Linked DNA regions of Homo sapiens: region 1 is linked to region 2. A link is an interaction called in ENCODE POLR2A ChIA-PET data of the cell type or tissue named here. Cell type or tissue: PC-3. All regions are shown on one strand. Each heading gives the region's core, and the rest is flanking DNA. Links, peaks and the distances in the headings are about the cores only. Region 1 overlaps MACROD2 (mono-ADP ribosylhydrolase 2). Region 2 overlaps LOC124904874 (a long non-coding RNA gene).

Region 1 (12,810 bases), core at 3,900-6,399, 1.0 Mb before region 2:
CTGTGAACCTCAGGGTGCTTTATCATTTTACAACTTTGAAAATAGCCCCTTCATTAAATTCTCTTCAGTTACCCCTTGGAGTGTGGCAACTCTCCCTGTGCCCCCACCACCCCTCCCATTAGCAACACATAATGTGTAGTTCCCATTATGAAATAAATGGAGGTGTTTTATCACTTTATTTTGAATCACGCCAAGCTCCCTTGGCAGTGACACATAATAGGGGATATTCTCCACCTTTGTGGAAATGGCTTCAAATGGATATGTTTTTGAAACGTGGCTTTCAACTTGCAGGTTTCTTTTCTAAAACTCTTCAAATAGGCATCTCTTCCTCTTTGTTAAAAGTAATTCAAATGATAAGACAGTAATTATGATTGTAATAATACCAATAGCAGTAGTAATAATAATAGCAATCAGCATTCGCAGTTTAGAAAATGTTTTTGCATATGTGTTTCCCATCTTATCCCCACAAAATCCTCCAGTGATAGTTAACATTTTTTTCCTGATTTTACAGGTGAGAAAATTGAATACCACAGAGAAACTCTGTTCTTTTCACACACCTCAAAATTTAGTAAAAGGCAGGCTAAATTCAAATAGGGTCTTTCAAGTACAAATCTTTTAACTCTACCACAGCAGAAGTGTGTAGTGAAAATAGAGAGATTAGGAGGTCAATGACATTATCTTCAATTTGTGTTTGTGCTGAGTTCATTTCAATAGATGTCCTTGGCCCTTTGTCACCTGTTTGCAAAGCAAATGAAAATCTCATACTCAGTTCCGGCAATATTAGTCATTTTCTTGAAGGATAGCTACTGGTTTGTCTGTTTTCCTGAGTCCATAATTCAGAAATCCTATGAAAAGATCATTAACTTGTTGAGTAGACTGCAAAATAGACACTAATGGAATATAAAGTAATTCAAGAGCTTTGACGTCTCAGTTACAGGATGACAAGGAGTTATGTATTGAATACACATTTATCACCAGGAAATCTGAAGATGTTGACCATGGTTCTGTTCTTTTCCTTTAATCTCCATTTCTTGCCAATCCAATGTATTTTTCTCCCTCAAATGCATAGGCCAGTATCTGCAATACATTGTGTTTCTACCCACAAAGTTAAAGAGGAAATTTCTTCTTCCTTTTTAATATATGTATATAGAGAGATTGAATGCAATATTCAAACTGTACTTGTAACATAATTTTATTACGTTTCAAACCCTATTAATCATAGAATACAAAAAAATTCTTTTCTAGAATCTCATTTTTCTCTTATTTTTCATAAAACAAAAAGGGTAAAGCCACTGGGGGAAAAATGTGTCTTTTGTTGTATAACGAAAGTATGACCTTTAGGAAAACTCTTCTCCCCTATTTTCTTCTGATTTAGGTTCATTCTCTGCCTTTTTTTCCCTCTCTTTGTGTGTAGTCAGTTTTGTCAAACATATGACTCTCTGGAAATTTTGCAGAAATAAGAGTTCAATCAAGACTCTTGGAATTTTCTATCTTGGTTTTTCAAAAATATGCAACTCTATATGTTGATGTAGAACTAGAGTGATTGAAATATACTCTTTGACAGAGGGTAAAGTTAAGGGTAATCCACTTTTTTTGGAAGATAAGAATAAAAATATGGTTTGCTTTATTTTGAGGAAGACCAAATGGAAGGAGCAGACAATCATTTATTTCACAAACTCTAATTATGTAAGGAGATTGATTGATTGGTTTTTGGTTGATATGGGAGAATGATTTTTTTTCCTGCCATGCACAGCACTGGGCAGTCTAGTTCCCTTATCCTAAGGGAGTTTATAATCTAGTAGAGGTGGTATAACACACATACACATGGGCACACACACACACGCATGGGCACACACACACAATAAAAATATGCACTATTAGCCTAGTAAAGTACAAGCAAGGCACTGTTGGAGAGCAGGAGAGGAAGATGCTAAATTCTCAGCGCAGTGGGAGAGGTTGGATCTTGGGGCGTTTGAGTTGACTTTCCCAGGAAAATACTGAGGAAGGAGAGGTATTTCAGGAAAATAAAATAAATGAGAACTGCTTAGAGTGTTCTCAGAGACTAAGCCCAATGGCTTAATAGGAACAAAATGTTCATGACAGGTGCAGGTAAGAGTTATGTTAGAAATGTAAATGGAGACAGGGCATGGAAAGTCACTGATACCCTTGTAAAGTTCAAACTGTATTTCAGAGACAATTGGAACCCCTTAATATTTGGCCAGGGTGTGTTGAAGGTGGTTGAAAAAGATGGGACGGTGACGATAAGGAGGCTCTTACAATTATCCAGGAGAGCATTAAGAAGAGAAACCCCCAAGCTTGGGCACTGGCAGTGGAATGGAGAAAGAGGATGAATGTAAGAGAGATTCTGGAACAAGAAATGGTGAACTATCATAGCGATTTGATATGAGGGCAAAGGAGCTGTAGACAACAATTCCAAAGTTTCAACTAAAAACATTGTAGAAACCACTCTATTGCAATTTCGGCAACTTTTCAAGTTTGATTTATTTGGAGAGTATAGTAGAGAACACACATTTTCTGAAGAAGTACTAGTCATATTTGTCCTTTGACCCTACTTTTTATAAGACCTCCTTTAGTGTCACACCTATGAATCATTTATTTATTCAAAAAATTAATGACCTCCTATTCTATGGCAGGCATAAACAGGAGAAAAATAGACACGATCCCATTTACCTTCACCCTTCCACCCATATCCTCTCCCCACTATCTGCCCCCAGTGCTTTTCAGTTTGGATAAGGAGAAAATATCAGTAGAAAAACTGACTTAACCCATTATATCCCTTGATCTAATAGTATTTTTTAAATATGTATTTGAAATTGGGTCCATTTTTTTCTGGATACATAAATTATTAGTTCCTAATCTGATCTGCAACAATTTCAGGAAACAATTACTGAATTATCTGTGCTTAATTTGAGCAGATGATAGCTAATTCCATGTGCCCAGAACCTATCTTTGTAAATTATTTTGATTATTTTTTTTACTAGAGAGATAGAAGTTTTGCAGGAAGTTAACATGGATCAAGGAGTGGATGACACACACATATGCATGTGCATGCACACTGTTATACAATTGATGAAAATGTCATAAGGTGTAAGGAGCAGTAGAAGTTTTTATTAGATAGTTCACCTTTAAATCCTGGTTTTGCCTCATTGCCATGTGGATTGGACATGTCAGTTCACCTCTCTGAGTCTCAGTTTCTACATATATACAATGGGACTAATCTTCAGCTGGCTGTAACAAGAATTAAATTAGATAAATCTGAAAATGATTAACACAACTGAGGACATAATATGCTCAATAAAAAAATCATTTGCAGGTCTTTTGGGAATGGTACAAACTGGACCTAAATCAAGTTATATTATTATAGTACGATAATTTGAGTTATATTTATATAATATGAAAATTATTAATAAATAATTGTAATAACATATAATAATGTAATATAATATAGTATAATTAATAAAATATTACCTCCTACACACTGGTTAAAAGTGTTCATGTACTATTAACTCTAGTTAAAATCTTCGTGTGTTTCTTCTGATCTTAGATCAAGAGGAATCTCATAATATTTGTACATACTGCCCATTCTAAGTGGGCTACTAGTAAATATACAAAGAAGCTGTAATAAGCATATGGCTTAGTATAGAAGAGAAGAAAAAATCCAGTAAATTACGATTTTCTTCTAAAAAACACCATCTGGATGCTGGTTCAGCTGCATTATCTCACTAATTTACATTTTATTTTCTCAAGAGACAAAGGTATATTCAATAAAAGAAGAAAATCCAGTTTAGAATGCTTGTCTCTGGAACCTGTCAGCTACACTTAATTTCTACGTAGATGCAGAAATGAGGAGTTTCCTCATCAATGTTTAAACAAAGCATAGAATTAATCACTCAACATTCAGAAGAATCAAAGTCAAAATCAAAATAAGATACTTTATTGAATTTATCTCTCCCTGCAGTTTGGAATTTAATCCTGACTAGAAGTCAAAACAAATGCACTTTTTAGATGTTGATAAGATGAAAATCAATCAATCGATATAGGTGTTGTATTGTATTAAAATGGCTTAATGGGGTTAATTAAAAACCATCTTAGAAATAAAGAAGATAAAATACAGATTACTATTCTAACAGTAGAAGGGACTAAATATCGTGAAGAGTCTTACAGCTGAAAACTACCTAGAAGCTGAGTAATAACGGACATTTGAATGACTTGCTGCGCTTTCAAGAAAGTAAAGGAGATCCCCAAGTTTTTGTTTTTGTTTTGTATTGTATTGTTTTTTAAAAAGGACTAGGAGCAGAAAGAGGAGTGGTAGGAGTGGTAAGTAAGAGCTGAGGCTCAGGATGACTTGAAGGCATTGTGAAAATTAATAGCCATAAGAGAAAATGGAAGACTAGACCTTGAACCTGGACAAAGATACGTTTGAATCTGAGATGTTTGCATAAAGTTAGACACTAAGAAGGTTATATTCGTGGTGAAAGGGTGGTCCAGGAAAAAAATCCACCTGCCAGCAAAGAGAGATGTCATAAAACCTGGCTATGTCCATGACTACTACAAATGGAAAATGAAAGTAGAACTAAAACTCAGAATTCTTCTTGAGGATTTGTAACTATCGACATTGCTTCTGTGGCTTTGTGGTTCAAACCCTTAGCACAGAAATAAAAATGATTTCTTTTTTGGAACTACCCTCTGGCAACTGACAGAAGCAACAGTAAATGCTGTGTGGAGGAAACATGCTTAGATAAAATAACTCTCAATACGTATTTGTGTATGTAGAAAAGTTATCTTTTAAGAGCAAGAATAAAATAGCATGATTTCAGATTAACAAAAACTGGGTAAGTTTATAATCAACAAGTTCTTCCTAATATAGCATGCATTCAGGGAGAAACACAATAATTGAAATAATATCAAAGAGGTTTATAAGACAAGAAAGCTTGGTGATAACAAAGGAGAAATCAAGTGTAAATAAACATGACTGTATAAAATAATATGCATTAAACATTAAATTTGGCATTAAACAAATTAGATACAACAAATAAACAGAATACCATGGCAGGTAAGCTGAAAGGTAGATGATCTAAGTTAAAGCATTTTAAAGCCCTTATATTGTTTACAAGGAGATTAAAATAATCTGTAAAGTCTAGTAAACACTGAAACTATAACATGAATTTTAAGTTTGAATTGAACAGAATAGGGTCAGGGATAATCAGTGAATCCAAAGAAAAGACATAAGACTGGAAAAAAGAGAAAATAAAAATGAAAAGACATATAGTTTAGCTACCTCAATTATCACCATAAGCATAAAAAGACTAATTTCCCTGGTTAAAATACAGAGATTATCAGAAGATTAAACTATTCAGGAAAAAAAAAGAACTTTATACTATTTACAAGATTTGTCAGAAATACTATTTAAAAAGATATGATGTTATTAGACAATCAAAGATTGATATGACTGTTAGAAGAAATGAACAAGTCTATAATTTTAGTAGGAGATTTAGAAATAGCATTCTCACTAATTAAGAGGTAAATCTAATACAACAAATTAGAAGCTTTGAATAGTACAATTAACAAGCTTGTAATTTACATAAGTATAGAAACCTGATCTTCAAAATTAGAAATTAATATTTTCTGGGATTTATTGAATAGTCATAAGAGTTGACCATATTCTAGGCCAAGGATCAGCAAATTATGGCTGACAGACCTAATCCAGCTCATGTCCTGTTTGAGTATGACCCTCAAATTAAAACCTTTTTTTTTTTAACATTTTTAATGGATTGTAAATTTTTTTCAAAAAGACAATGTATGACAGAAACCACATGTGGTCCACAAAGCCTGATATATTTACTATGTAAACCTTTACAGAAAAAGCTGACTCATGTTATAGGCCATAGAGAAAAGTCCAATGTATTTCATATGTCATCATTCAATAAATATTTATCAAAACCCATTATATGCTGGGCAATTCTTTAGGCACTGAAAATGATAGCACAGTGAATGAAACAGACAAAAATCCTTCTGAGGACACTTGCATTCTACTGGGGGAGGCAGACAAAAAGTAAAGTAAATAAATAAAATACATAGTGTGTCTGATGGCAATCAATGTTAAGAAAAAAAATCAGAGAAAATAACAATTGTTATTTCGCAAAATTTAATACTCAAAGGACATACAGTGAGCCCTCCATATCTGTGGGTTCCACATCTGTGGATTTAATCAACTGTGGATAGAAAATATTTTAAAAAAATAAAACAAAAGTTACAATAAGAAATAATTCAAATAAAAATACAGCATAACAGCTATTTAAATAACATTTACATTGTATTAGGTATTATAAGAAATCTAGAGACGATTTAAAGTATACAGGAAGATGTGTGTACATTATTTTCTAATATGCCATTTTTTATAAGGGACTTCAGCATTTGTGGACTTTGGTATGAGAAGGTGGGAAGGAGAGAGGCCTTGAACCAACCCCACAAAGACAGGAACAACTGTAATTTATTGGTTAAAAATCATAATAAAAATTTAAAAACACTTAGAACTGAATCATAATAAAATCAGTACATATTAAAATCCTTGAGATGCAATCAAGGTGTATGTTTAATTTTACATGCTATATTAGAAAAAATAAAGATTGAATATTAATGAGGTGTAAGGCTAATTGAAGAAGTAACAGGCTGGGTATGGTGGCTCATGCCTGTAATGCTGGTACTTTGGAAGGCCAAGACAGGAGGACCACTTGAGGCCAGGAGTTCAAAACCAGCCAGGGCAACATAGCAAGACCTTGTCTCTACAAAAAATAATTTAAAAAAGTTAGCCAGGCATGGTGGCTTGTGCCTGTAGTTTCAGTTACTTTGTAGGCTAAGGTAGGAGGATCACTTGGTCCCAAGAGTTAGGGGCTGCAGTGAACTGTGGTCAGGCCACTACACTCCAGCCTGGGCAAAAGAGCAAGACTGTCTCTAAAAAAATAAATAAGCCGTAAAAATATCAATATCAGCATAAATGAGCTAGAAGGAAGAAAGAATAAGAGGTAGAAATTACTGAAGTCATAACAAACTATAGAGAAAATTGCAGAGGCCACAATTCAACAAAAAAGTTGTTTCCTTAGAAATAGCAATGAAATATCTGCTGAGATTGATCAACAAATATATATATAATAGGAGTGAAAATTAAAATATAAATGAAAACAAGCGACAAAAACATTTCACATATAAAGGTAAGAAAGACTTGACACCGGCTGGGTACGGTGGCTTACGCCTGTAATCCCAGAACTTTGGGAGGTTGAGACAGGTGAATCATCTGAGGTCAGGAGTTCGAGACCAGCCTGGCCAACGTGGTAAAACCCCATCTCTACTAAAAATACAAAAATTAGCCAGGTGTTGTGGTGTGCAGTTGTAATCCCAGCTACTTGGGCAGCTGAGGCAGGAGAATGGCTTGAACCTGGAAGGCAGAGGTTGCAGTGAGCCAAGATTGTGCCACTGCACTCTAGCTTGGGTGACAGAGCAAAACTGCATCTAAAAAAGAACAACTAGACACAAATAAATTCGGAAACTTAGATATGATGAACAAATAGGATCCTTGGGGAAAAAAGTGTAATTTACCAATTGTGACTTAGAATTATTGTATCTGGTTTTGTAACCATAAAACAAATTAATTCAGTAGTACAAAAACTTTCCCCAAACAAAGTGACACTTATTATGCGCAGGCAATTTCTACCAAACTTTCAAAATCATTTCAGGATTATTTCATAAAATCATTCCAAAAATATGCACGTTTCCAAACTTATGTTAAGAGGCCAATATAATCTTCATGCCCAAACCCAACAAAGGCAGTGCAAGAAATGAAAAGTGTAAGAATATAAGGGTTTTTTTAACATTAAGAAATATATTAAATAATTTTACCGTATCAAAAATTCAAAATAATATGCTCAAACTAGAAGCAGTCCAAATGTCTATCAATCAACTGGTAAATGCAATGAAAAGGAAGAAACTATGGATACATATTACAACATAGATGAACCTCAAGGATATTACGCTAAGTGAAAGAAGCCAGATGCAAAAGGCTACATATTGCATGATTCTATTGATGCGAAATATTTATAAACGACGTATCCAAAGCAGAATAGTGGTTTCTTGCATGCAGCTGGGGGTAGGAACAGGTATTGACTGCAAATGGGCACGGAGGATCTTTCTGGAGTGATAAAATGTTCTAAAACCAGATTGGTTGGACAACCCTGTAAATTTCCTAAAAAATCACTGGATTTTACTACAGTGGACTGAATGTGTACTTCCAAAATTTATGTGTTGAAACCTTAAGCCCCAATGTAATGGTATTAGGAATTAAAGCCTTTGGGAGGTGATTAGGTTATGAGGGTGGAGGCTTCATGAGTGAGATGAATGCCCTTATGAAAGAGACCACAGAAGGCTCTCTCTTTTCTGAAATGTGAATATGCAAGAAGTTAGGCCTTCAAGAGGGCCTAGAAGAGGGCCCTCACTAGAACCCAAGCAGCCTGGCATCTTAATCTCTTCCAGCCTGAAGAATGTAAAAAATAAATTTCCATTGTTTATAAGTCACCAGTTTATGCTACTTTGTTATAATAGCCTGAACAGACTGAGAGATTTATGCTTAAAATAATTTAAAGGAGACAAAGTATAAGATCATCTCAATAGAAACAAAAAAAAAGTATAAAATACAACAATCTATGCATTTTTTTAAGAATTTCAAACAAATTACAGATAAAAGAGAACTTCTTTAACTAGATTAAGGGTATTTATTTAGTCTTAAATATTTACTGTTGAAACATTACAAGACTTTCCTTTAAAAATCAGAAAAAAAGCCATTCAAGATTATGATGTGGGTCTTAGCTAGCAAATAATTTCAAGAAACAGAAATGAAGGTTTTAAGTTAATACTTAAATTATTAAATTTAAGTATTAACTTATTAAATTTAAGTATTAAGTATTAATTTAAGTATTTAATTTAAGTATTAAATTTAAGTATTTAATTTAAGTATTAAATTATTTAAGTATTAAATTTAAGTATTTAATTTAAGTATGAAATTATTAAATTTAAGTATTTAAATTTAGGGGAAAAATACTAAAATTATTCTCTGATGAACTTATTGTCTACATAGAGCAAAAAGAATCTTCAGAAAAATTACTGGAATTATTAAGAAAGTTCAACAGAGTTTCTGGGTTAAAACACAAAAAATACATTGAGTTTCTATACATTACCAAAAAAAGTGTAAACAGTCTTTTAAAGATACAAGAAGTGTGTAAAAGTGAAGTAAACGTTATAACACTTCTGAATATAACCAAAGTATTGTATATCTCAGGCAACTACTTACTTCTCTTAATAGTGCTCTTTTAATCATCCTAGCTTTATCTGTATTTGTGAAAACTCATAACCCCTACTTAGCATTAGTTGGTAAATGTTGAAATTTAAGATAACCTTGTTTCCTGCAAAGCACTGTTAAGTGGAATGCTCTGGTTCCAGAACATTTTATTCTTCCTCCTCCTCGCTGTATTCAGTCATACATCCCAGAAGAGATCAGCAAAAAATTAGGAAGTTAGAGGTTTACATTTGTCTTTAAAACCTACTCAAAAAAATATGCTTTTTACAATTGCTCTTCAGAGGCCTCCCCTGCTCTCATTATCTACTATAATTACATTATACCTTCTGAAATTCTATATCAAAGGTCAGAGCAGACCCTTTAGGCATGAAATGATTCCCAGCTCTTCACGGACTAGAAGTTCAAAGTGCAAAAAATATAATTCACTCAGTTTATCCTCATGGCTCCACCCACCCAGGTTTTTTCTTACAAACACACCAGTTCTGACAACCTGATGTTCTTTAAACCGTGAGTAGAGATATTGAAGTAAATGAGTCTACCAGGAACAGAATTTCACATTCAGAAATATTAGGTTGTATTCTTCTTGAGAGCAGGACATCTTTTTACCTTTGCAGAGACCACAAAATCTGGAAAAATAAGCACTGGCAGAATGTATGTGGAATATGTAAAATTAGATACGAAGTATACAAGGTCTTTCCTCTGTCCCCACACCTCTCTCAATCATAAAACAAAAGTAGAAATAATAAATAGCATGACTAGGTAAACTGGCATTTGAAATACATAATTCTTATAAAAGCCAGCATGACCGTGGGGTGTGTAAGAGTGGTGTTTATGTTACTAGCAAAGCTCCTTGCTCAAAGCCTGGAGGGACTAAACAATAATACTTCACATCAGCGTGATGTGGTGGAGCGATCACTGGGCTAAAAATCAAGAGATTCTGGGCAGTTCTGACCTTGGAGACGGCACTGACTATTTCTCTGTCACCTCAGGTAAGTCACTTACTTTCCCTGGGCCTCTTGATTTTAATACATATAAATCGAGGGCATTCTAGGATCCTAGGATCCTATGCCAAGGATGAATACACTTTCTGTGCTGCCAAAAGTTTGCCGACATGGTCAGCTAAAAGCCTCTTCCTCTCTCCACATTGTGGGATGTGTGTGTGTGTGTGTGTGTGTGTGTGTGTGTGTGTGTGTGTGTGTGTTGACATGAATTATTTCCATCATTTAAAAACTCAGAAAGATGGAATTGAAAGCAGGGACTCGAACAGATGCTTGTACACCAGCGATCATGGCAGCATTATTCACAAAGGCCAAAAGGTGGAAACAACTGCTATGTCCATTGGCAGATGAATGGATAAACAAAATGTGGTAGATACATTCAATGAAATATTACTTAGCCATAAAAAGAATGAGCCAGGTGTGATAGTGAGTTCCTGTAGTCCCAGATACTTGGGAGGCAGAGGTGGGAGGATTGCTTGAGCTTAGGAATTTGAGACCAGCCTAGGCAACATAGCAAGACTCCATCTCTTGAACAAAAGAAAAAAATGAAATTCTGATATATGCTAGAACATGAATGAACCTTGAAAACATTATGTTTTGTGAAATAAACCAAATCCAGAAGGACAAATATCATATGATTCTACTAATATGAGATATCTAGAGTAGTCAAATTAATAGAGGTAGAAGGTAGAATGGTGGTTTAAAAAGGCTGGAGAGACAGAATAATGGGAAGTTATTATTTATGGGTATGAGTTCAATTTGGGAAGATGAAAAAGTTCTGGAGACAGATGGTGATGATTGTTGTACAATAATAGTGATATACTTAATGCCACTAAACTGTATACCTAAAATTGGTTAAAAGGGTACATTTTATGTTATGTATATTTCACCACAGTTAAAAAAGCAGCTCAGGAAGATGAACAAAAGTAGCTTGTGTTTGTATTTCATGCTAAGAATGCATTCTATTTCTCTTTTCCCAACTTTTTTAAGAATAAAGTTCTTCAGCATGACATCAGATGGAGGGGAAGAGGAGTGGAGGACTATTTCTTGAGCTACTCAAGTGAAAGGAAGTGCAATACTTTTCAGTAAGCTGAAAATAAGCTGGAGATTTTCAGTTTTTATAGTCTTTTTTGGCCTCTGGATTGCTAGAGTTCATTAACAGAGCCACGTTCTTGGCTAAGGGGCCACCGTTTTTCTTGAAGGAAGTAACTGCACCAGCCACTATCAGGGTACAAGACATTTATTTGCAAGAATTAAAAGAATTAGCACATCTCTGGGATGACCCAGTTATTGCAGAGGGATTTAAGCAAGGAAATTGTCTAGTTTTCTCTAAGAAGAAAAAAATCAAGTTGTCTTTACTTAATGACCACTGATGTAGTTTTAGTCATATGTCCTGTTCCAGTATATCTGTCTTTTTATTGCTATGCACTTTTAGCAAAATTACAAGATGCTTTATTGATGATAGGCACAAATGACCTGAAAGCTTTTTTTTTTCCTTTTATCAGATGTGGGCATTTCCCTCAGAGACAATTCTGGTCTTTTAATGAAGATGAATGTATCAGTGAACTTTGTTATTTATTGATGACTTTCCTATTTTCTATGATGGTTTTGTTGTCACTGTATTTTACTTAGGTTAGTTATATCCATCAACATAATCTTCTTTGTTGGAATACTGGGATTAAGATCAATCTATCTCTCTGTTAGTTTTATGCTTTTGCTGCCCAAAGAAAGCAACATGCAAAACACGGCCATGTTGCCTTACAAGCCAGATGGTAATCAGTAGTTAATAGAATTGGAAGTACAGTTAAGGTTTATTCTTGTAATTTATTCAAAACTCAACAACTCTTTAGGTTAGCTTGCTAATTTATAACTATCTAGTTTTTCCTAAATTCCTAAATTGAAGATAAAGCTGAATTCTTTTTTCAGGATAATAGAGCATGTATTGTTCAGGGTTCAATTTAGGAAGAAAAACCACATGAATATTATGCAATAAGGGACTTACTAGTGACCTAAGAAGTCATACAATATTTGAGAAGGTAGAGAAGTAGAGATTAAAGCATAGCATAGGGAGATCAGAGAAAAGTCACTACCTACCCTTCTGAAGCACTGAAGCCTACAAGGATAAATGAGAAGTCAGGTAGGACCAGCTTCTGGAGAGAAACTGCAGAGGAACTGTTGTGCTTGCATCTGATGATGGGTCTGGTGGGCCTGGTAGTCAGCAGCCCTAGAGGTCTGGAAGAAGAGCTGGCTGTGCACAGGGAGAGTTAGGACATGCTGGCTCCTCACCATCTCTGACCAGGACCATGACCACCTGAAGAGAGCAAGGGCAGCTGCACCAATTCATCCTCAGAGCTCCCACAGATTCATACTCTGGCCAACTCAAACCAGAGCCATTTAAGTTGGGGGACTCTGGGAAATGCAATTCCTGCACAGCCATGTGACACAGTA
Region 2 (12,810 bases), core at 4,094-6,593:
CTCAATCTGTGGCACACTTTACTGCCTGGGTACCCCAGCAGCCCTGCCACCACTGCTGGGTCTCCCCAGGTCTCATGCTTCTTGTGAGTCTTGGGAGGAGATGAGTGATATATAGGGGTCCCTTCACCCATCTCCTTGCTCCTTTGGGAGGGGGGTGGGATGCTCAGTGAAACTGACACTGGGCAGGACACAGCTCATCAGACATGTCCAGAGGGGTCTGATTCTTATAAGTATGTACACACATACTGCACACATATGTATATGTGTGTAAATGTGTGTCTCTGTATATGTGTATACCTATGTGCACACACATATGTGATAGGCAGATACACACACAGTGAAACAAATAATCTGCTTTTCTCCCAAGGAGTTCAAATACTATATTTATTATATTATTTATTATAAATTGGTCTTGTAGGAGCCCATATAAAACAACAAATAGTCTCATTTGCCAGACTGCAACATTTAGACCTAAGAATAAAGGTATTTTTCTCAAGTTCATCAGGACAGCTATAGCCATCAACCCTGGTACATGGCAGTCCTGGCCAGAAATAGGCCATCATCATGCTCTAACCTATACCACAGCATTAGAGTTACTAAGACATTATTTTAGGCAGATAGAGAGGAAAAGGGATCCTTGGGAAGTTTTGGTTTCTTTTAAAGCAGCTCCAGAAACGTTTCTTGTCTTCAGGACAACGTTTCCTTGGCTTCAGGAAAGCCCCAGCACTAAGAGCTGGGCTGCAAGCTTTTTTTTTTTTTTTTTTTTTGAGATGGAGTCTGGCTCTGTCGCCCAGGCTGGAGTTGCAGTGGCGCGATCCAGGCTCACTGCAAGCTCCACCTCCCAAGTTCACGCCATTCTTCTGCCTCAGCCTTCCGAGTAGCTGGGACTACAGGCGCCTGCCACCACGCCTAGCTAATTTTTTTTTTTTTTTTTTTTTTTTTTTTTTTGTATTTTTAGTAGAGACGTGGTTTCACCGTGTTAGCCAGGATGGTCGGATCTCCTGACCTCATGATCTGCCTGCCTCCGCCTCCCAAAGTGCTGGGATTACAGGCGTGAGCCACCACCCCCAGCCAGGGCCAGCAAGCTTTAATGTGCAAATGCAGGCCATTAGAAACTGGGTCCAGCCAAATATGGCGGTTCCTGCATCTTCTTCTTGCCCCCACATGTGCCTGGTAACATGGCTGCCCCCACAAATACCCAGTGTATAGAACAAAATGGCAACCTGATTTTGCATATTGAAAGGCTAGGATGGGAGGGCCAGTTTTTTCACAGGCTACGTGAATGACATGCCTGGTCAAACCAATCCCCTGAGTCCTATGCAAATCAGACACCACCTCCTCTAGCTTCCTCATATAACTGGCTGTTTTCTGTGGCACTCAGGGTTTCCTCTCTGGGCTTGGAGCCCCTCTCCCTCTGTCTCTGTGCAGGGGAGCTTCTTCCTTCTTTCTTGCCTATTAAACTCTGTGCTCCTTAAACCACTCCACGTGTGTCTGTTGTTTTGTATAAATCGACATGAGACCAAGGACCCTGGTGTTCGTCTGTTCATCAGAGTTGTATCAACAGCAAGATTTAGACACTGGCTGAGATGCCTCCATTCCTAATTGTCTTTCAAACGTGGAACCAGGAAAAAGCTATGGAAATGACAAAGCACCTATGGGTGTGCCTAACTTTCGTTTTCCTAACAAACATTATCATCTCAAAAATGGCATAGGTTTCCATGTGGCATAAATGCTGGGACATTCAGTCTGGGGATGATCCTCCAGATATGGGCATCTTGGCCAGAAACCTACTTTGACCCCTGTCCTACTGTGTGCACCGTGATAGAAAACTAACTAAAATGCTATATTTACACTCAAAACTTTTATTTGACTCACTAAAGAAAAGAAGTTGACTTGATCAACTCAGAATCCTGCAAAATGGAGGGACCACGTAGAATCATTGATGGTGCTTTCATGGTTATCTAATTCAATGCCTTATTTCACAGAAACAGAAAGTAAAAGTCAACAAGAGGTAATGACTTGCTCAAGGTTATGCACCTCGTTCTTATCAAAGCTGGATCGCCAAACTCCCAGTGACTCCATTCTCCTCTGTGCTGTGCTGCATCTCTGTCACTCATGGATCACTAATAGTCAAAGAATGAAATTAGCAGGCTTCTGATTAAAGATGACACACATACTATGTTCATTTGCTTGACCATAGTAAGCATTTACTATGTATATGTATGTCAAACCATCAAGCTGTAAATCTTAAATATATAGAATTTTTATGGAAAAAAAGGATGGTACATGGAGTGTACTCCTTTAGATCCCTTTCCTCCCCAAACTGAAACAGAAAGGAAATAAGATAATTCAACAGAAACAAAATGTAGGAATCTTGAAAGCAGATGAGTTGATGTTAATTAAATCTACAAATCTGAATCCTTAGCCAAAGAGAACCTGAAATATATCACAGTACTCCCCAAAGTTTCAAGAATTGTTTGCATCAAGTGCCTTTGGAATGGGAGCTATTAGTGGAACATAGAAAAGGAGAATTCGTTGAAAGTCTGCTTAAGAGGCTATTAGAACCCAGGTCTAACTCTAACTCTTTTATATGTGATACAGCAAAGCCAGTGGCCCTCCCTCACTGCAAGTGAAGAATGGTAGCAGGTAAGTGAGAATTAGGGTTTGTATATGTTGAATAACAGTCTTGATTGCAGAACCAAGGGCTGATGAGTCTGACAAGATCAAGTGTCGAGTAGCCATAAGTAATCGTATTAAAACTGTTTTCTTCCATATTTTTCGGGTGTCAACTCCCAAAGTAAACACAAGACTCACAAACAGTGAAAACCAGAGCTGCCCCTGCTGTAGATGCACACCAGGCAGGACACTAATGGAATCTTAGGTCATCCCTCTTCTCATGGTGACTTTGAGTTAATCAGAGATTACCTTGGTAAACCTGACTCAGCCAGAGGGAACTTTATAAGAAGATGAAACACCAAAGAGACATTCTCCTGCTGAACCGAGAGAAAGTAGAGAGGCCTGTTGTGAATTATAGGTGGGGGCCATGTGGCAAGGATCTGCAGGAGGCCTCTAGGTACTGAAAGTGGTCCCCAGTTGATATCTAGCAAGGAGGCTATACAGTCATACAGGATATAGTCAGTCATGCAACCAAAAAGAAATGAATTCTGTCAACAACCAGTGAGCTTGGAAGAGAACCCTGAGCCTGAGACAAGAATCATGGCCCTGGCCAACACCTGGACTTCAGCCCAATAAAACTTGGAGCAGAGAAATCAGCCAACACATACCCAGACTCTTGAACCATGGAAACTGAGAAAATGAATTTATGTTGTTTGAAGTCACTAAGTTTGTGGTAATTTGTTAAATTGCAATGGAAACCATTACCTCTGGGCAGTATCAGTGGAAAAAAGTGGTCAAATATATATATGGCAGAAGTAGGCCACAGGCCAAGTATACTGCTACTTTAGCAGGAGTGAATTTTTCATTTTATGTTCTCCACATTTATCCTCCCATGTCTTCGTTTTGTTTAGTTTTTTTTATAGATACGTAATATTTTACATACTTATGGGGCACATGTGAGAGTTTTTAACACACATAGAGTGTGTCCTAATCAAGTCAGGGTGTTATTGTATTCATCACCTTGAGTATTGATCATTTCTATGTGTTGGTACCATTTATTTATTTATTCATTTATTTATTTATTTTGAGACAGAGTCTCGGGCTGGAGTGCAGTGGTGCAATTACGGCTCACAGCAGCCTCGATCTCCCAGGCTTAAGTGATCCTTTCACCTCAGCTTTTCAAGCAGCTGGGACTAGAGGTGCTCACCACCACACCCGGCTAATCTTTGTATTTTTCATAGAGATGGGGTTTTGCCATGTTGCCCAGGCTGGTCTCAAACTCCTAGGCTCAAGCAATCCTCCTGCCTCAGCCTCCCAAACTGCTGGGATTACAGGCATGAGCCACCTCGCCCAGCAGGTACTATTTGAAGTCCTCTCTTTTAGCTACTTTGATATATACAACATAGTGTTGTGAACCTCACTTCTAATTGGAGAGCAGACTATATTTCCCATTTTCCTGACTCAATTTGGAACAGGCTTTGAAACTTACTCATCTCACTCAGGATGGGGAAGGTCCAGACCAGACTCTTGTCCCATGGGCTCCTAGGAGGGGGTGGGCTGGGTCAAAAGTGACCAGACTAAAGGCAGAATGTTCTATACAACATGATCCTAAATGGAAGTGGCCAGAAATATGACTCAGAACAAATATCCAAGAGAGAAAAGTCAAAAGCAGGAGAACAAAACTTAGAGCCCTGATTACAGACAGGGCTAAAGCCAGGAAGCAAAAACAGAGACCGAAAGCAAAGAAAGCCTTGTGTTGTTTCTAGGTAGAGCCGTGGCGCAGTGGACACCTTGGAGGTCAGCAGGTGAGTGGTGTGGACATGCCAGGCTCCTGTAAAAGTGTAGGGCTACACAATTACTGTGGCCCTTCACTAAGCTCTAGCATACAGGTTTGGAATGTCTCCAAGGCAAGCCCTCATTGGCTCCTTTGGAAAGCTTTCTACAGGTCTGCTTTGGAATCTGTGTGGGGAAGTAAGCCAAGAACCCACATACCATGGCTGGAATAAGTGGTGTGTAGGAAACTTCCCCCCAGAAGTCACCCAGCTTAAGGTGGGCCTTGCTGGGAACACCCTGCTGGAGGTCTCTGTGGATTCCCAAAGGAGGTTTCAAATGGAGTCATTGTAAAGACAATTCATGATCTTAGAAGTGTCTCATGCAGTTTCCTCGTGATGGTCTTGTTCAATTTTCATAGAATTCCTATGTGTATATTCATTACATTCATTTTTGCAGAGTCAATTCATCCAATAATAAGAACAGAAAAATAGAAGACCCAGAATATTTTGGCCCAGGCTCACCCTTTAACAGCCCCTCATAAAATCCAAGTGTTGGAAGGAACTTTAGTCAGCATCTGTCCCAACCTCCTACACTGGTGGGGAAACTTGGGTTCGAAGAGAATATGCGACTGTGGAAGAAACCAACAACTTCAAATGTTCAAACACTGCTATAAGACAAAGTGATGAAAAAGATGAAATTGGAGATCCAATTCTATGCTCATGAGTGGTGTGATCTCAGGCAAGTTACTTTATGTCTCTAAACTTGAATTTCCTCATCTGCAAAAATGAATATAATAAATATACACATAGGAATTCTGTGGAAATTGAACAAGGCCATCATGGGAAAACACACAGCAGCATGCATGACATATAACTTTTCTATACATTTTCTTGTGGTCAACTGTTCTTGCCTCTCTTCTCTTTGGACCCATTCTGCAGAATCATCTTGGAAGAAGTCAAAAGCATTGATTTTCTGAATCTGTGCTTCTAAATCTTGAGTCTTAGAACAAACTCATCACCCTCTCCAGGCCCAGAATAAAATAGAGCTGGTGTTCCCAGCATCTCATGACAGCCTCTTAGCCTTGTAGGAAAACTCATAGCGTGGTCTGCAGGGTAGATGCAGGAAACATCAAAGCCCCAAGTCCCAGTCCTGAACACAGTGAAAGACAAGCTGTCTTGAAAGGATCAGCTTGCTCTGTTGTAGGATGCTTCAAGCATGTTAAACAGGAACTAATGGCAACAATGGAACCATGACTCATGGCAATGGAAGTGCAGCCATTAAATTTTCATGATTTCAGAGCTCAGGACACACGAGTTCATCACTATGGCACTTTTTATGTCAGTGAATTTATAATGAACATAGTTGTTGAAAATCAGCACTATTCACAGCCATAGCTTAGTACATAATGCTGCCATTTTAGAAATTGTTATCAAAACTATTTTACTATAAAAACTAAAAGAACCTTTAATAAGTAAAGGAACCTAAAGGCCCCAGCACCACAATTATTTCTCAATGGGCTAAAAAAAGGTTCATAGTTGTCAGTTAATGCTTTCAGGTTATGGTACCAGTTGGGCCTTTTTTTTTTTTTTTTGACAGAGTCTCACCGTATCACCCAGGCTGGAGTGCAGTGCTGCAATCTCGGCTCACTGCAACCTCCACCTCCTGGGTTCAAGCAATTCTCCTGCCTCAGCCTCCCAAATAGCTGGGATTACAGGCACGGATTACAGGCACCCACCACCAAGCCCGGCTAATTTTTTTTGTATTTTTAGTAGAGATGGGGGTTTCACCATATTGGCCAGGCTGGTTTTGAACTCTTGACCTCAATCGATCCACCCACCTCGGCCTCTCAAAGTGCTAGGATTACAGGCATGAGCCACTGCTCCTGGCTGGGCCATATTTTTAAGAAGACAATGTGATAGAGAAAGCTCGGCGATTTGTTTAGCTAATGGGTAATAAAACCTGAATGGGCTTCTGTTGCCCATCCCCTAGTCCAGAGTAATTTCATATGTCTGTCCCCAGCCCATCATCACACACACACACACACACACACACACACACACACACACACACACATGCAGGCACCAATTTAAAAAGAGGAACTCCTCAAGGGGCCAACTTGTATTTCCATATCATCACTGGGAGCTCTCTCTGACTTGTCATCCACTGGCTGTGCAGTTTGAGGACCTTATCAGATTGACCTGTCCCAGATCATAGATCCTGAGACAAGGATTTGAGTGTAGATGGTTTATTGCGGGGGAATGGGTGACCTCAGGAAGCACTAGTAGGGAGTGGGGAGTAAAACAGGAAAGGGAAGGTGGCCAATATAAGGTATTTTGATGTGCGAGTTACTGTGATGAGGCTCAGTCCCACTGGGGACCTCTGGGAGACTGTATAGAACATGCCTTGGAGTAGGTCCCTCTTTAAGGAGTTAAAGAGCTGAGGTGTTTAGCTAATAACTTACTTTCATCATTGGTTAAAGGCTGCCCCCAGGTGAACTCCTCTATACTCTGACCTGCCCCACACATCGACCAAGGACACACCTGCAGCCAGCAAAAGCCCTCAGGCTTTCTCAGGTGCTGGCAATGGGACGTCATTAACATGCACAGGAATGGTGAGTGGCAGGCAAATACAGGCAGGGCACTGACGATGTGTGTGTCATGCTACTTATAAACCTCCTCAGTTCCAGACTCTCTCAAGTGGCCCTACTACCACTTGCCATCTCCTTCCTAACAGGTCACTCAGAGATGGGCCCTGGCAGTTTTCTCTGGAGGACCCTGCCTGCAACCTGCCCTTGTGCACAGCCCTGACCAGGACCAGTGCAGGAAAATAAAAGAGGGGGAGAAGCAGACGGGCACCCAGTGACAGGCAGCACATGTAGTGGTTCAGAGCCTGGACACAGGTGCTCCATACCTCAGAATGGAGCCCAGATCTCCTATTTTTCACTCCAAAGTTATTTTAACTCTGGACCTTGATATTCTCCATGAGTCAATTCTATCAGCCAGGCTGTTTAAAGATACCCCCTAAAAAAGTAGCACCAAAGATATGCCATGTTCATACGAGACCCTCTACAAGCCACCACTACAGACCCAGAAGGAGAGGCCTGGTGCTCAGGGGCCAAGCCATGCAGCAAGAAAATACTGTTGTTTTCTGGAAGAGCCGGTAAACATTCTGGGAGGGAGCTGTAAGGGACAGGTAGCTAAAAATAATGACAGAGATGCACGGTTTCATTACAGTCCCACAGACCACCAGCAAGGGAAGGAGAGCCATCTGGAATTGACTGAACATAAGCAAGGTCCAGAAGATTTTAATTTTAAAACAATTTGATTATTTAAAAAGTATAAGAAGAACCTGGAGGAAAACAAAATGGTTAAGGGTGCATGTGAGAGAAAATTCTTGTGTATGTTCATCAGTGAAAAGAGATAATGAGAAAGAGAAAAGCACAGAAATAAATAGAAAGACAGAGAACTGGTCGGGCGCGGTGGCTCATGCCTGTAATCCCAGCACTTTGGGAGGCCAAGGCAGATGGGTCACCTGAGGTCAGGAGTTCGAGACCAGCCTGGACAACATGGTGAAACCCTCTTTCTACTAAAAATACAAAATTAGCCAGGTGTGGTGGCACATGCCTGTAATCCCAGCTACTCGGGAGACTGAGACAGGAGAATCACTTCAACCAGGGAGGCAGAGTCTGCAGTGAGCCAAGATCGTGCCACTGCACTCCAGCCTGGGTGACAGAGCAAGACTCCATCTCAAAAAATAAAAATAAAAAAATAAAGTAAGAGGACTAAATGGGGAGGGAGAGAAAATGAGAGAAGAAAATAAAAGGTGTATGAGGAAAAGGAAGGAGACAATTTTTCTGTTGAGACTTTTTAGTTCTAAACAACAGAAAATAAGTCTGATTGATTCAAGTTTAAAATTACCCATTGGAAGAATAGCTTATAATGCAAAAAATAGAAAATAAAAAAATGAATAAGCAGGCCTCAGGAGAATGGGGGAACAGGAATGAGACAGTTCAGCTCCCCAAATCTAGGCAGCAGGAACAAATGGGTGATCTCTCCCGGTGTCTGCACTCAACACCAACCATGTTCTATCAACACAACACTGAAGACTCAAATTCCCAGGAGGAAGAGTGTGGCCTATTTTGGTCACGTGATGTGCCTTTGATTGAAGGTTGCTTGGGAAGGGGGAGGGAGGCTTGATTGACAGTCCCACATAGATCACGTGGAATGAGGGAAGGATGCCTCTATGATGGTAACAAAACAAAGAGCAAGAGGAGCCAGGCAGGCAAAAGCATCAGCTGTCCACCACCCAAAGTGAACCCAAAAGAGAGGAAGACAGTGGCACTCAACGGAAGTTAGAAGAGGATGAGCCACAAATGTGGGAAAAACTTGGGGATAGGAAGGGGAAAGGATGAACAAAGAGAGAAAATATAAGAGTATAAGAAAATTATCCAGGGGAGAGAAGCTAATAAAGGAAGAAGAAAACTAGCTTCTGTATGAGGAGTGAGGAGCCAGACAGGAAGAAGGGAAAGGGAAAGGAGAGAGTGTCGTGGGATGGAGATGATGGCAGAGAATCACTTAGGGCTCACTCATGACTTCATGAGTCTGTGATGCTGCTCACTACAGATCCAGGCCTTGCCAGGCCTGTGAAGTTGGTGGAAAGTGGGAGGGCCCAGGCCACCCCAAGACAATGAGATTTGACATTCACTCCATTCGGCATGGACATCCACTAAGTGATTAGGTGTCCATGATTGGTATCATTCCATTTTTCCTGCCGTGCAACAAGCCACCCCAAAACTTAGTAGCTTAAAATAACGTCTTATCATCGCTCATGGATCTGTGGCTTGACTGAACTCAACTGGCTGGTTTCCACTTGGTGTGTCTCATGCAATGCAGTCAGGTTTGTCTGGAGTGGCAGTCATCTGAAGGCTTAATTGGGCTGGAGTGTTCAAGATGACCCAGTCACACGATTGCCAGACAATGTTGCAGCTCGGCTGGAGCTTTCAACTGAAATACCTCAATGTGGCTGGGGAGTTTCAGTGTAGCATCTGTGTTCTGAGAAGGGGATACCCAAGAGTGCAGGACACTATCAGGCATGTTAAGCTGAGCCTGGAATGGGCTCAGCATCACCTCTGCCATGTGCTACTGGTCAAAGCAGTCATGGGGCACACCCAGACTCAAAGGAGTACAAAGTAGATTATTCCTCTGGAAGGGAGTTTGGAAAAGTTACACTGCAGAATAACATGTGGGATAAATCTTTAGAAAATATAATATGCTGTAAGTATCTACCTTCTTGACTGTGAAGAATTATTTCTTGCCTCTTTAAATCTTTCTGAGTTGTTAGTTGCAAATCGAGCATATGAATTGTGAACTTTCAATCCCACATAACTTCCAGAATGTCTTCATTTCAAATACATGTTGATTGGTCAGAGAAAATAATATTTTTTCTAAGACTCTAATCACCACATTCTTCTTGAAAGTAATGTCCAGTGTGGGCGCACCAAGTCTGTAGAGAGTCCACATAAGACAAATGCTTGCCATACCATCTTCTCATGATTCATTCATTTATTCCTTAAATATCTTAGTCTCAGGCACCATGGTAAATATTTGGGATGCGTAGATAAAAGGCACAGTCTCTTACGCTCAAGGGTTTGGCAGCCATAAGAGAAGTTTATTCACATCTCATCTTACAGACGCCTGGGGAGTTGGAGTTAAAATTCAGCAAATAAGCTTAAAATTGCATATTTTCAAAATTACTCTTTAAAATCCCTTAGGAAGTCACCACTTTGTATACTGTCTCACAACAAGCCCAACACAGATGTTTTTCATCCATTGTTGGAAACTGATTCTTGTTTTATTTTATCAAGCACTAAATAAAACAGCCACTTGGCATATAGGAGCCACTTCTCTGCTCTCAGCACTCGTCCTCTGGACTGAACTGGCCTCCTGGTTGGTCTCCCTGCTCCCTCCCTTGCCCACCTACAGCCAGAGTAATCCTGCTTACGCTGAAGTTCGATCACTTCACTCCTCAGCTCAATAGCAGCCAATGCCCATGTTACTCAGAAACACATCAAAAGTCCTTTCTGTAGCCATTAAGGCTTCACATGATGTGACTCCTGTCTAACCTTCCAACATCACCTCTAATCATGTTCCCCTTCACTCCCTGTACTCCAGACACACGAACACTTCCTCCTTCATGCCAAACCCAGTTAGGCCTCTGGACTTTTGGATTCCCTGCTCTTTCTGCCTAGAACATCCTTTCCCCAATTAGCCCATTCACTGATTCACCTCATTCAGTTTACTATTTAAAAGGAGGCTGGGCAGAAAGCTCGTCCCTGAGCACACTATATAAAATAACCTCCTCTCTCATTTTCTGTCCTCCTTATCTCATCTTATGTATCTTCACAGCATTTGTCACTACCTGAAATTGGGCATCTGCCTCCCTCACTGAAATGTAGCCTCTATGAGGGCAGGGCTTTCATTAGCTTTGTACTTTAATGTATTCCCAACTCCTAGGATAGTGGCCAGCACATGGTGTTCAATGAATGTGTGTTGAGTGAACGACAGGATGTGTGGATGGGTTAGTTGGATGGGTGAGCAGAAAAATGGATATACATTTATGCATTGATAAATAGATACCACCTCTGGGTGGTGGAAGCTGTAATGTGCCACCCAGATCTAACATTTTTAGGACTGAGATACCCATTTCTCTAGCTACCAGGAGAACTGGTTGCTATTGGCTTCCAGCCATGGCCTCTTCAGTAATTGCCGTGAGCTAAAGGAGCTTCCTTGCCCAAATTTGTGCCCCCTTCCTAGGGTCAGCTTGTATCTATTGACTGGTTGAGTTGGAGGTGCATAAGCCTGGCCCTCTTGACTCATTTGGGGACAATTCTAAAGCCTTGGTTGCAATTGCAACACAGTTTAACTTCTCGTTACCCAATTCTGCTCCCTCACTCTAAGGATGTTGGTCCCAAGATCATTCCCCAATAAATCTCCTGCCCCCAAATCTCCATATCAGAGTCTGTGACCAGGAGACCTAACTTCGGACAGTATGGTCCAAAAATACACTTTAAAACACTGGAATCACATGCAGTTTAGGGTTTTCTCGCACCACAAGAAAAATGTAGAAACTGAGAAAATCTAAATAGTCCATAGATTGAAATCTTCCATTTTACTCTCATCCCAAGGCACTTGCTCACAAGTAGAAATGCTGGCAAAATTGCACAACTCATTTGAACTCTGCTGCTCCTCTTTCCCCTCCCTCTGTCTCCCTGTGTGCTCCTCTATTTCTCTTTCCACACAGCTCATGCAGTTGAGCCCAACTACATTAAACGTGGATATGATGCTATCTCACTGTGTCCACTTTGACCAGGAAAGGTATCTCACCCACAGTAGACAGGCTTGTTGTAGAGTCTGGAAAGAACATTTCTCTTCAAAAAGGGGCAAGCTAGACTCTGATATACATGAACTCTGCACTGCTAATGGCAGGAAAATCAGCAGGAACTCAAAAGATGTCCTAAGAGCGGCCAAGAGGCATTGCATGAGGTGAAGTCAGGAAGAAGCTGAAGCATTTGAAAGAAGAAAATACACACAGGAAAAAAAGCTATGAGACACAGAGAGAGAATGCAGGGGAGAGGGTGAGGGAGCCAGCCATTAGAAGGGGAAGAACAAGAAACATCCTTTTCTTTTTAATAAGCATATAGGGTACAAACTTTCAGTTATAAATGAGTAAATTCTGGGAATCTAAATTACAATATTGTAACTATAGTTAACCACAATATAGTCGAGTATTGTTTACTTGAAATTTGGTAAGAGCAGATCTAAAGTGTCCTCACTACATGCACACTCAAATGGTAACTATGGGTGGCCATGGATGTGTTCATTACTTAGACTGTGGTAATCAGTACACAACATATGCATGTGTCAAATCATCACATTGTATACTTCAAATATACACAATTTTTATTTATCAACTAAATACATTTTTTAAAGCATGTGTTCAAGGATAATCAAGAACATTTCAGCCAGGCATGGTGGCTCAAGCCTGTAATCCCAGAACTTTGGGAGGTAAAGGCTGGTGGATGACTTGAGCCCACGAGTTCAAGACCAGCCTGGGCAACATGGTGAAACCCCGTCTCTACAAAAACCCAAAAATTAGCTGGGCATAGTGGTGTGCACCTGTAATCCCAGCTACTCGGAAGGCTGAGTTAGGCGAGTTACCTGAATCTAGGGAGGTAGAGGCTACAGTGAACTGACATCATGCCACTGCACTCCATCCTGAGCGACAGAGTGAGACCCTGTCTCAGAAAAGATAAATTGCCAAAAAAAAAAAGAAAATTTTCATGTAATATTTTTTGTAGTAGCCAAATTATCTAATAGTCCATTGGTAGGTGAAGATTGGTTAAATATGTTACAGTATACCCAT

Evidence for each region. Peaks named below come from ENCODE experiments on the same cell type or tissue, not always from the same donor. Only the 100,000 strongest peaks of a DNase experiment are listed, where the experiment ranks them.
Region 1: POLR2A ChIA-PET joins it to region 2 with 5 read pairs; 1 of 35 experiments calls an interaction of 5 or more read pairs at or near these places.

Annotation. Positions count from the first base shown.
Region 1 is chr20:15,157,926-15,170,735 of GRCh38, forward strand. The region is part of intron 5 of MACROD2 (mono-ADP ribosylhydrolase 2); the gene reads left to right. Among named protein-coding and RNA genes, the nearest start is that of MACROD2-AS1, 230 kb to the left of the region's middle. RefSeq lists an enhancer at 4,518-4,607. In PC-3, for the core only: no CTCF peak of the experiment used is centred there; no DNase peak of the experiment used is centred there; H3K27ac peaks cover 634 bases.
Region 2 is chr20:16,200,079-16,212,888 of GRCh38, forward strand. All of the region lies in intron 1 of LOC124904874 (a long non-coding RNA gene), which reads right to left. Among named protein-coding and RNA genes, the nearest start is that of KIF16B, 370 kb to the right of the region's middle. RefSeq lists enhancers at 6,556-7,057, 7,058-7,557. In PC-3, for the core only: no CTCF peak of the experiment used is centred there; a DNase peak (open chromatin) is centred at 5,623.